2 separate regions of the Homo sapiens genome follow, and region 1 is linked to region 2. The links are chromatin loops, found by intact Hi-C in ENCODE. Cell type or tissue: CD4-positive, alpha-beta T cell. All regions are shown on one strand. Links, peaks and the distances in the headings refer to the core of each region. The heading gives the core; the rest is flanking DNA.

Evidence for each region. A loop is a pair of places that touch in the nucleus more often than their neighbours do. Peaks named below come from ENCODE experiments on the same cell type or tissue, not always from the same donor. Only the 100,000 strongest peaks of a DNase experiment are listed, where the experiment ranks them.
Region 1: it touches region 2 in a loop (2.3-fold over the local background); 3 of 110 quality-filtered maps call a loop at or near these places.

Annotation. Positions count from the first base shown.
Region 1 is chr7:107,746,060-107,752,964 of GRCh38, forward strand. CBLL1 (Cbl proto-oncogene like 1) reads left to right here. Exons shown (of 6, transcript NM_024814.4): 2 at 2,821-2,988. Among named protein-coding and RNA genes, the nearest start is that of CBLL1-AS1, 4.9 kb to the left of the region's middle. In CD4-positive, alpha-beta T cell, for the core only: no CTCF peak of the experiment used is centred there; a DNase peak (open chromatin) is centred at 2,952; H3K4me3 peaks cover 574 bases.
Region 2 is chr7:107,192,352-107,197,351 of GRCh38, forward strand. It overlaps HBP1 (HMG-box transcription factor 1), which reads left to right. Exons shown (of 11, transcript NM_012257.4): 9 at 3,483-3,800. Among named protein-coding and RNA genes, the nearest start is that of HBP1, 26 kb to the left of the region's middle. In CD4-positive, alpha-beta T cell, for the core only: no CTCF peak of the experiment used is centred there; no DNase peak of the experiment used is centred there.

The DNA of each region.
Region 1 (6,905 bases), core at 328-5,327, 550 kb after region 2:
CCTAGAACGAGGCTGTAAAGAATTCCAGTGTTTGGGAATTTATAGAGTTGAAACTGGGATTTTGATGTTAGAATAGCAAACATTCAACTTTAGGAAAGTAATTCTTATTTGAGCCCACTACTGGAATTATGAGTCAAGTTCCTGCCATAGTTTAGAGGCTATTATGTTAGGAAATCATAATAGGGGTGAGTGTAAAGAGTGTTTATTATCTTAATTCTTGAAGTTTAGAGATTGCCTAAGGAAGTAAAACTCATCTTAACATGAAAATACTCACGAATGAGCTGACCACTTAAAAAATTAGTTCCCTCTCAGATGTCCCTTCTGCTTAACACTAGCTTCTTACCTATTTTATTTTTTTTAAATGAATCAATCTCTTTGATGTTTAGTATCAGAAGACAGTATCAAATACTGTGCACTGATTGTGAAATAAAATTATAAACCTTGTAGAAGATTCTGGTTTTCATGAAATTCGTAAACATGAATTTGATAATTGTTTAAATCACAAAGGCTTTGACAAATGAGGAAATGCCACTTAGCTAGATAATTGAAGAATCATGACAGGATAGGCATCTCAAAAGAATAATTGTAATATTAAAGGATTAAGAGGTCCTTGGGGAAACAGATGAAACCCTTGAACATTATGCAAAAATGACCCATTTTATGATCATACCGAAACATTCAAATGTGAAAATGAAGGTGTTCTAATAGAATCTTGCCAGAAAAATTACTCCAAGGGGCTCCCCATTAACACTGGATTTATTCTTTGGTCATTCTAAGAATTAGCACTTCTGTAACTGTATCCCAGATTTTGTAAAAGATCCCAGATTTTGTAAAATATTTATTGGTTCTTTTTATTCAAGATAAAAAATCCCCAATCTTTTTTAAACTATATGATATGGAAGTGTTGTGCCTTTTTAAAGTGAATTTATCTGAAGTGGCCAGTAGTCCTTAGTCACTTTCTATGTAATATCTAAGAAATTTTTGTTGTTAAGGACTTTATAATTTGTTACTGTATTCAAAAGGAAATAGTGCTTTATGCTCTGATTCTTAATTTAAAAACAACAAAAAGCAAAAAAGTCCCAAAGAAACCCAGAATGTTATCATTATTAAATGCTGTACCTCATGAACTTGAATCTGTGAAGCAGAGTGGGAAGGGCCAGCCAGCTCTTGAAAGTGGTAGACTATGCAAGCAACAGTAGAGACCTCAAGTGTTCAGGATGGTGTGAAAAGGACTTGTAATGAAGTGTTGGTATTTTCATTATTCACAAAGGTAAAACGATTAAACCATTTTGATATTTGAATATTTAATATTTGAGGGACAGCATTGAACTGATTATATGTCTACAACGACTTGCTTTTTAGTTCATTGGAATGTCAGGAATACTTTTTGAGCAAGGAAAAAAGTCATTCATATTTCTTTTGGCCAATGCATTGCTTGTAAGTACTTTTACATACATAAGCAACTACAATGAAAACAGATCAAATACATTAATCAGCTTGTGAGTCTATTTAATGAAGTGTTGAAAGCTGATCAAGTTGGGTTAACCCTAACTCAAGATTCTAGCTAACCATGTAATTCCACCCCTCTTTGTTTTAGGATTAGCTGTTATAAGAGTAGTAAGTAGATTAAAATAATCGTTATGGACCCATTTTTAATTTTGTTTGGTATTTTGTTCAGAAAAAGTGCAAATGAATGTGAACTTATTGTGTGTCTGTAATCCTAGTAGCCTTGGAGGCCATTGGTACTAGCTTACTACTTCCAAATTTGGCTTTGCTGAATTTAATGTGGATGGTTTGGCTATCAGTCTTGACTGTAATATTTCCTGCAGGGGCAGTTATACAACCTTGTTCAATAACTTGTCATGTTTAAAACACTACAAATTAAAAAATACGTTATTTGTATTTCCTATTTTAAGCATTTTCCTTCTTTAGTAGGTCAAGTTAAATATTTTCTGTATTATATATTTTCATCTACTTGAAAAAAGGTAACTCTTAAGCTTTAGATGGAGTCAGTTCTATGAAATAATACTCCTGTTACTCATGGGACAAGAATTAATTTATTCTATAGACAATAACAAGCAAAGACTCCAGGGACTAGAAAGTGACACTTGTTTAGACCTAGTTGTAGTATAGGAACTTTGCATCCTCTTAAATTATAATTTTCCATTACAGTGCTGACTAAGAACTCAGTCACATGTTATAGCACAAATACATTATTGCATGTTTTTACTACTAAATGGTATAATGATTTTTACTATATTTCTGAATGATTTTTAGAATAATTATTTTGCGCTTAAGGAATAATCACATTTCTTAACTTCATTTTCAAACGCATTGTTTAATTTTGCCTTCATCAGTATTAGTAAGTTCAGTTTACTAAATTTATTTTCTGCTTTGCATGCTTGATGATCAGACATGGAGACAGGGATGGTTTTCGTTCTTTTTCTCCTTCTTACTCTTTTTCTTTTAAAAAATTCTCTTGTAGTTCAAGACAATGGTTCTTGGGTTCATTAATGGTTTCATGTTTCTGTAAACTTCTCTGGAATTATATGAAAAATTTTATTCACTTTTCTAGGGAGAGGTCCTATAACTTTTATCAATTTCTTAAAGGATTCTGTATCTCAAAAGGGGTTAAAAAGCATTGCCTTAAGTGTTGATCCAAAATAAATAAAATTAGCAGTTAAACTTAATGTAATATTGAAAATCAGAACCCAGATCTTTAACCTTGATAATGTTAGGTATGGTGTTTTAATACCTGTGGCAGAATAATCTTTAAAAAGAAAAACTAAAAGAAATTACAACTTTTTTTTCCTAACACAGACAATGAGTTACAAGGCACTAATAGTTCTGGATCCTTGGGTGGTCTTGATGTTCGCAGACGAATTCCTATAAAGCTCATCTCCAAACAAGCAAACAAAGCGAAACCTGCACCGCGAACTCAAAGAACTATAAACAGGATGCCTGCAAAGGCTCCACCTGGTGATGAAGGTAATTTGTTTAACTAATAGGTCCAACACTCTTTCTGTTTTATCTGATTGCTTCGGACAGTCTGTGTGATCTTATAGCTACCTCTTTTTGTCTTACATATTCTATTCATTCTTCAACCTTCTTGTTTGACTTCTCATTGTAGCACATTGTATTTTTATTTTCCTTTATAAATATTTTTTGATTTGGTTCCTTTTGTTGTTGAAAGCAATACTGCCCATTGTTCAGTAATCTCAACAGTATTGCAGAAAGCATAACATTAAAAGTAAAATCCTTCTATCCAAAGATAATCCCTGTTGACTTTTTTATACAAAAGTATTAATTTTTTATGTGTAGTTGCCATTTTTTCATGTAATATGCATTTGAGATTTTTTTCTTATCAGTACTTACAGATGTACCTCATTAAAAAAATAGGTTTGGGTATTTATAGATATACCATAATTTATTTAACAGTTTTTCCAGTTTTTTCTGTTACAAAAAACATTGCACCAAATATTCTTGGACATACAGTTTAGTATGTATACTTTGTAGAATTTGTACTTTGCACAGATTTGGCCTTTTTTTTTTTTTTAAGAGCAATTTGACAGTACTTGTCAAACTCTAAAATCCACAGTATCTGTCAAGTTTTAAAATATCCAAATTTGTAGTTTTAAAGGCTTTGGAATTAAAAAAATAATAATAAAAAGGTATGTTAGTTTTTACTGCCATACACCAATACTGAGTACTAGAAACCTTTTAAAATTTTTGTTTTGATGTAAATTTATTTTAATTATGAAAGAGTGTATATTTTTTCATAGCATTGACCATTCTTGTTTAGATCCTTTCTTCTGAGTTCTTTGTAAATTAATAGGGTTTTTGTTATATGTTATGTATGTGCGTGTGTGTATATATATTTTTTTGTTTGTTTGTTTGTTTGTTTTTGTTTTTTTGAGACTGAGTCTTACTCTGTTGCCTGGGCTGGAATGCAGTGGTGGGATCATGGCTTGATATTCCAGGCTCAAGTGATCTTTCCACCTCAGTCTCCTGAGGAGCTGGGACTACAGGTGCACCCCACCTGCCTGGCTAATTTTTTATATTTAATTTTTGTAGTCATGGGGTCTTGCTATGTTGCCCAGGCTGGTTTTGAACTCCTGGACTCAACAGTCCTCTTGCCTTAGCCTCCCAAGGTGCTGGGATTACAGGCGTGAGCCACTGTGCCTGGCCTATATTGTATATATTCTTCATTTGTCTTTTGAATTTTGTATACAAAATATTTATTGCAGAGAATCTTTTTTTTTTTGAGACAGAGTCTTGCGCTGTCACCCAGGCTGGAGTGCAGTGGCGGGATCTCGGCTCACTGCAAGCTCTGCCTCCCAGGTTCATGCCATTCTCCTGCCTCAGCCTCCCGAGTAGCTGGGACTACAGGTGCCCGCCACCACGCCCAGCTAATTTTTGTATTTTTAGTGGAGACGGGGTTTCACTGTGTTAGCCAGGATGGTCTCGATCTCCTGACCTCATGATCCGCCCGCATCGGCCTCCCAAAGTGCTGGGATTATAGTTATTGCAGAGAATCTTGAAGATTCTATATAGTCAGATATCCGGTCTTTGCTTTTATGACTTCTGGGTTTTGTGACATTATTTGAAAGGCCTTCCCCTATTTCACCAGTATAAAAGAGTTTTTCCATCTTACCCTTGATTACAGGTTAGCAAACTATGTCTGTGGGCCAAATGTAGCCCTGTTTTTATAAACAATTTTATTGGAACACAGCTATGCTCATTCATTTAAGTATTATCTATGGGGGCTTTCACACTATAATGGTAGAGTTGAGTAATTGTGATTGAGACCATATGGTCCACAAAGCGTAAATATTTACTATTTAGCATTTCACAGAAAAAGTTCACTGATACTGCTTTAGAACATTTATGGTTATTAAGGGGAAAAAAGGTGGGGTCTGGCTTTTTTTTTTTTCCCTCGAAACATTGTCCCAACTCTTTTCCTTGCTGAATAGGGATTTTACTGTTATCATATATATGTTAAAGCAGCAGTCCCTAATCTTTTTGGCACCAGGACTGGTTTCGTGGAAGACAGTTTTTCCACAGGTGGAGAGTGATGGCAGGGTGCGGGGAGTGGTTTCGGGATGCAACTGTTGCATTAGTTAGATTCTTGTAAGGAGCACCAACCTAGATCCCTCTCTTGCACGGTTCACAATAGGGTTTGCGTTCCTATGAGAATCTAATGAGGCTGCTGATCTGACGGGAGGCGGAGGCAGAGGTCAAGTGGTAATGCTCCCTAGCCCTTCCCTCACCTCCTGCTGTGTGGCCGCATTCCTAACAGGCCAAGGGTACTGGTCCAAGGCCTGGGAGTTGGGGACCCCTGTATTAAAAGTATTTTTTTGTATTTCTGGACTTTCTGTTCTATTCCAGCAATTTGTCTGTATTTATTTTGTAGAATCAAACTGCTTTAGTTACAACATATGTTATGGTTTCTTTTATCGTAGGGTTCCTCTGCCATCTAAACAAGTATATTTCAAGTCAAAATGTTAGAAATCGTGTTAGTAATAACCTAGGGCTGCTGTTGCACTACCTCTAATTTAGGGTCACTCCTGCTTTGGCTTTGTTTAAAAAAATAGTTTTTTAAAACAACACGTTAGTGTACAAATAATTCTTTAATAGTTCAAACAATGCAGAAAAGCCAAAATCCTTTTCTCTCCTTTCCCTCTCGGATTTTGGAGTAAAATAAGTTTGTTTTTGATTGTTGTTTTCCTAGGCATCAATCAAAATATATATAGTTTAATGATGGGAGTACAGGTGGAACTACTCTGAAAAATGATAATGTGCTCCTAATTTCCTTGGCTGTTATCTCAATAATTTTCTGGTTTGAAAAATTGAGTTTCTGCCAGGTGTGGTGGCTCACGCCTGTTTTCCCAGCACTTTGGGAGGCTGAGACGGGCGGGTCATGAGGTCAGGAGATTGAGACCATCCTGGCTAACACAGTGAAACCTCGTCTCTACTAAAAATACAAAAAATTAGCTGGGTGTGGTGGCGGGTGCCTGTAGTCCCAGCTACTCGGGAGGCCGAGGCAGGAGAATGGCATGAACCTGGGAGGTGGAGCTTGCAGTGAGCGGAGATTGCGCCACTGCACTCCAACCTGGGCGACAGAGTGAGACTCTGTCTCAAAAAAAAAAAAAAAAAAGAAAAATTAATTGAGTTTCCTTATTTTGAATTTTAGATCACACCAGCTTTTCTAAGGTGTAAATGGGTGATATAGGAGCCTAGGAACACTCAGGTGTAACTTATAAGAGCATCCTGACTTTGGATTATACATTCGTATTGGCAGTAATTAAATAGCAGTACACTGAAGTGTCTATCAGCTTCAAAAACTTCTTGCATCATTGTTTGTGTGTTAATGTGAATGTGTCTCTCTGTGTGTGTGTGTGTGTGTCTGTGTCTGTGTATAGGTGCTGTAATTTAGTCATGTGGGTAAAGTTAAAACTTGTGTGCTTGGCTACTCTGTTTACCAGTTCTAGGGCCAAAAGAGTCGTGAGAAGCCTGGCTCCTTGGAGGGATATATTTGTCTGCTCAGCTTTACTTTAGGTAATTGGATTCTACCTAGAATTCCCATCAGACTGTTGATTGGTTTTCTGTTCTTTTGTAGGAGTTGAGAAGATTGCCATCAACTTTTTAATTAGGCCAGAGAAATTGAGCCCCTTTCATCTTCATATATCTTAAGTTTATTGATATTGATAAATGCATTGTAGGAAAGGATACATGAGAATACGATATGGCTCCTGTTGTTTGGGTAATTAATCAGGGAGTGGTTTTAATTGACAGGATGAAATATGAATATGTTAAAGTGTCTAAATCACTCATTTTAGGGCTAAAGAAGAGGATAACTTGTTTGCTAATAAAATCGATAGAATGCTTTATGTTTTCATTATGCT
Region 2 (5,000 bases), core at 1-5,000:
TTTCTGCATAATGAAACACTGTATCTTATATATTAAGAAAGATATTAATAAAACTAATGCTACTGTAGTATTTATATGTTGTATTTATGAGTAATATTTTCATAATAAAATTATTGAAAAAGAATGATTAACATTCAGGAGAGTGGTTATTTCTGGGGTGGCAAATATGGAACTTAGTGATACTGGAAATATTATTCTTAATTTGGATTGTGGGTTCACTCATTTATTTGTATGCTTCATAACTTACAAATATATGTAAAGTTTACATATTATTACATAGCACCAAACTTTTTTAAAGTAAAAGGGAAAACTTGCCTGCCTAATTCCTGCTTTTCTGAGATAGCAAATTCTTACCATTTGATCTCACTGAATAATAATCACTCCCAAGATGATGTTAGTCATTGGTCTCATTTTACTGTTGAGTGACTTCAATATAACAGCAGGAGCACCCACCCTGCAAAGGAGTGGAAATGGGTGGTATCATCATGGAGAAACCAGGAAAAAATTGAGAAGCTGAAAGTGACTTTATTTTCATTGTGGATTAGACTGGTTAAGGGAGATGATGCCTGGCCTAGGGGGAGGGCAAGAAGAGAAAGAGGTAAGAAGAGGAAAAAGTCCAAGTTGGACTGCTCCAAGCAAATTCTCGGGTCATGGTTTACAGAGGACATGTGAGTAGTTTCTAGCTCAGGAAGAATCAGAAGTCAGCAATCAGTTGATGAGCTCTCATACATAATTCAAGGTTCTGTTGTAAGTAGCCCATTCTGAAACATTGAGAATTGAGGCCAACCTTCTAGGCCTCAGGCGGGTTTAAAACAGTCAGTTTTGACTCTTTGAAGTTGACATTTCTGTTCAGGTAATATGATTTAACAAACTTGAGTGCCTACTATATATATAATGTTAATTTATTTAATATTAATTACCCTATTTGTAGATTATATCCTCATTTTACAGAGAGAAGTAAAGTTGAGAGAGGTTAAGGAACATGCCCAAAACAAAGGCAGTTAGTATCAGAATTAGGATTCAAGCCCATATCTTGTAAAGATTCCAAATTTTGAGTTCTCTAGCTACTCACCTAAGATACTTCTACAATAATAGATACTCCTAATGGCAAAATACACTGTGCCAGCCTCTGCCCTGTGTCTTATGTTTATTGTTCTTTTTGGCACCACTGCATAGCATAGATTTATTTTACAGATAAGTAAACTGAGGCTACAGGGTTTATTTAACTTGCCCAAGGTCATATTACTAGCTGGAATTTGCACTCAGTTAAAATTTTCCATTATTATGTTATTCAGAATTGATTAAAAAATGAGTTAAGAATGGCCATACCTCTTTGCTTCCAATCTAGAGAAGGAAATGGATTAGTAAATGTATACAGTAGATGTACACGCTGATTGAGAGGCAGTGTAGCCTGATAGGAACATGAGCTCGATCTGGACTGCCTGGATTCAAATCCTGGCTCTGCAATTGATTTGCTATGGAAGCTTGAGTAAATTAATATTTCTGTGGCTCCTTTAAAAAAATCTGTAGAATGGGGATAATATTGGAAGGATTAAATAAGTTAATATATGTGACATGGTTAATAGGCACTACATTATTGTGGAGTTTGCCATTAAGACTAATGATTAGACAGTGAAGTGAGAATGGGCATTCTAAGCTTAAGGAATGGCATGTACACAAAGTAGAGCTGTGAAAGGCACATTTGGGTACAGGTGCTTTAGTGAAGAGAATGAATGCTTACCTAAGGTAGTATAGCAAAAGATGAAGCTGTTTTTAAAGATACTCTATGTCATTACTGCTGCAGTAATGTTAGTCATTGAATTTTGTGACTGAATATTTAAAACTGATTTAAGTTGTATCCATAATGGAAGTAGATGATAAGTTATATTTGTGCCACTAGATGGTGGAGTTTTCAAATTTTAGTAATTAGCTTACCCAGTATCTTTTAGTATTTTAAATTGTAATCATTTTCCATCAGTAGAGATGGGTAATTTTGTGTCAGTGCTGAAGTTTGCTATTTTTCTAAATTATGTATGGGAGGGGCTGAAGATATCTTACAAAAACTGCAAACCTAGAAAGCAGACATTGTTTTCCTGACGTAATACTGATTGCTAAGCATTCATGAGGTAATTTTGGAGTCATAGTTTAAGTACATTTATTTCATGCAATACTTTCAGAAAAAAGACATTGTGTGCTTGATAAGTGGTAGAAGTCATTTACTGTGTGTAGTCAGTGGCATGGACCGCCCTCATTCCTTTGGCTGTTTCCATCTATCTTTAGAATTTTGTAATCTCATGTTTTACCTTTAGGTAGATGGTATTCCTGTAGCTAATATTAAACTATTTTGATGTATTACCGGAATTTCTGTTTCAGGGAAGGAAGTAGGAGCTAGGTTCAGATTAGAAGCTGAATAAAAGGTTTCCTGCCAAGAAGATAGAAAAGTACTATAGGCAGAAAGAGAGTTAATGCTGGAACAAAAGAGAATTCTTTAGCTTATTTCCATGTCTATGTAAACTGAACATACAGAACAAAATGTGGCCTTTCCTGACAAAGGCAGGTTTTTACAATGAACTTTATGTTATTAGGCTATGTTATAGGTCATGGATGGCCTTTCGGGAGACTGATGTATGTATGGCTCTCTTTACCTAAACAAATGACCCAGATTACTGGGCATTTTAAGTTCCTTTATTTGTTTTTTATTTTTTTTGAGACGGAGTCTCACTCTGTTGCCCAGTTGGAGTGCAGTGCTGTGATCTGCCTCCCTGGTTCAAGCGATTCTCCTGCCTCAGTCACCCGAATAGCTGGGATTACAGGCATGTGCTGCCACGCCTAGCTGATTTTTGTATTTTTGGTAGAGATGGGGTTTCACCATGTTGCCCAGGCTGGTCTTAAACTCCTGACCTCAGGTGATCCACCCACCTCGGCCTCCCAAACTGTTGGGATTACAGGCGTGAGCCACCAGGCCTGTCCTTAAGTTCCTTTAGCCACATTTAACAGCTTTTCACTGCCTTTCCCAACCATTTGTTTTCTATAGTAGTCCTTAGGCCTGGTATGTTGCCTGCCACTCCATTTTAATTTTCTAGGTCTGGGTGCCTATAGGCCAAGAAACCATATTGTCACATTTGTCCAGAAATGAATTTAAAGTAAGAATAAGTGGGTTGTGTAGGATTTGGAGGAGTTACTTGCTATGAATAAAGTATGCTGATTATAACATTCCTTTGGGGGGTTCAAAGTCTTTTTTAAGCTTTTGTATTATCTGCAGAGGTTTTTTAAAAAAATTAATTTCAGTTAGCACATATACAGATTTCATTTTATAAGCAACTATCAGTGGCAAAAGTTGTTAGTGTTGGTAACATGATATAGGGGGAAATGCACTGAAATTTCCAATCAGATGTTTTCTTTTTTTTTTTTTTAACCTGCTTTTTAGAAATCAGAGAATTCAAAATTGAATTAAAATATTATTATTTTTTTTAATTTTATAGCTATGACTTCACACCTATGGATTCTTCTGCAGTTTATGTGTTAAGTAGTATGGCTCGCCAGCGTCGTGCATCTTTGTCTTGTGGAGGACCTGGTGGTCAAGACTTTGCAAGATCTGGATTCAGTAAAAACTGTGGCTCACCTGGATCATCACAGCTCTCTTCCAATTCTTTGTATGCTAAAGCTGTCAAAAACCACAGCTCAGGGACTGTGAGTGCCACTTCTCCTAATAAGTGCAAAAGACCAATGAATGCCTTCATGCTTTTTGCCAAAAAATACAGAGTTGAATATACTCAGATGTATCCAGGGAAAGATAACAGGTAAAAATAGTGATAATTCTGATTACAATAAATGAGTAACACTTCAATACGGTTCATGGTAACTGGAATAGTTAAGTAAACTTATTCTTTAATAGCTTTTATTCAACTCTTAGGTTGACTTTTTTGTTTGTTTTTGAGACGGAGTCTCGCTGTGTCACCCAAGCTGGAGTCCAGTGGTACGATCTCAGCTCACTGCAACCTCCGCCTTCCAGGTTCAAGTGATTATCCTGCCTCAGCCTCTCAAGTAGCTGAGACTACAGGCGCCCACCACCATACCTGGCTAATTTTTTGTATTTTTAGTAGAGACAGGGTTTCACCATGTTGGCCAGGCTGATCTCGAACTCCTGACCTCGTGATCCACCCACCTTGGCCTCCTAAAGTGCCGTGATTACAGGCGTGAGCCACTGTGCCCGGCCAGGTTGACTTTAAAGTAAAAAGTTTAAGTGGAATTTTTAGGGTTATATGTAATTATTTTATAATACATAGACAATTAGGTTATCTACCTTAGTAGTAAGGATCTACCTTTTATTATTTGTGCCATAGCCCAGGCTGCAGTACAGCGGCGCAACTCACTGTAGCCTGTATCTCCCAGGCTCAATCCTCCCACCTCAGCTTCCTGAATGGCTGGGATTACAGGCACATGCCACCACACCCAGTTAATTTTTGTATTTTTTGTAGAGATAGGGTTGTGCCATGTTGCCCAGGCTGGTCTCAAACTCCTGGGTTCAAGCCATCTGCCTGCCTCCCAAAGTGCAAGATCTACCTTTTAAAATCATGTTATTTATCTGTTGGAGGACACGGTTCTAACAATTAACAGTTCTATCTTTATGGAACAGCTTTTCACCTGAGTCAACTATGGATTGTACGGGGAACTGGCAATTTGTAGCAAGCTGCCAGAGTTGTCAAAACGGTGAACTTAAGAGCTGTCCTCAGTAGAAGCTGGAAATAAAAATCAACTCAAGTCCTTCCTACTCTGTTGCCTGTACCCTTACTCATCTCCGAGTCCTCTACTGCTGAATCCCTCTCAAACCAGTCAAGTTCTCCATATATTAATAACGCTGTCTTCTTCCAGTCTTTGTACCCTGAGGATCAAAACTACCATTTGCTTTATCTTGATATCATGAGAAAAGTCATTACTGTGTTACCACAGTAATGAATAGCTTTGTCCTAGTTCCTTTAGACACATAAGTGTGTAATTAG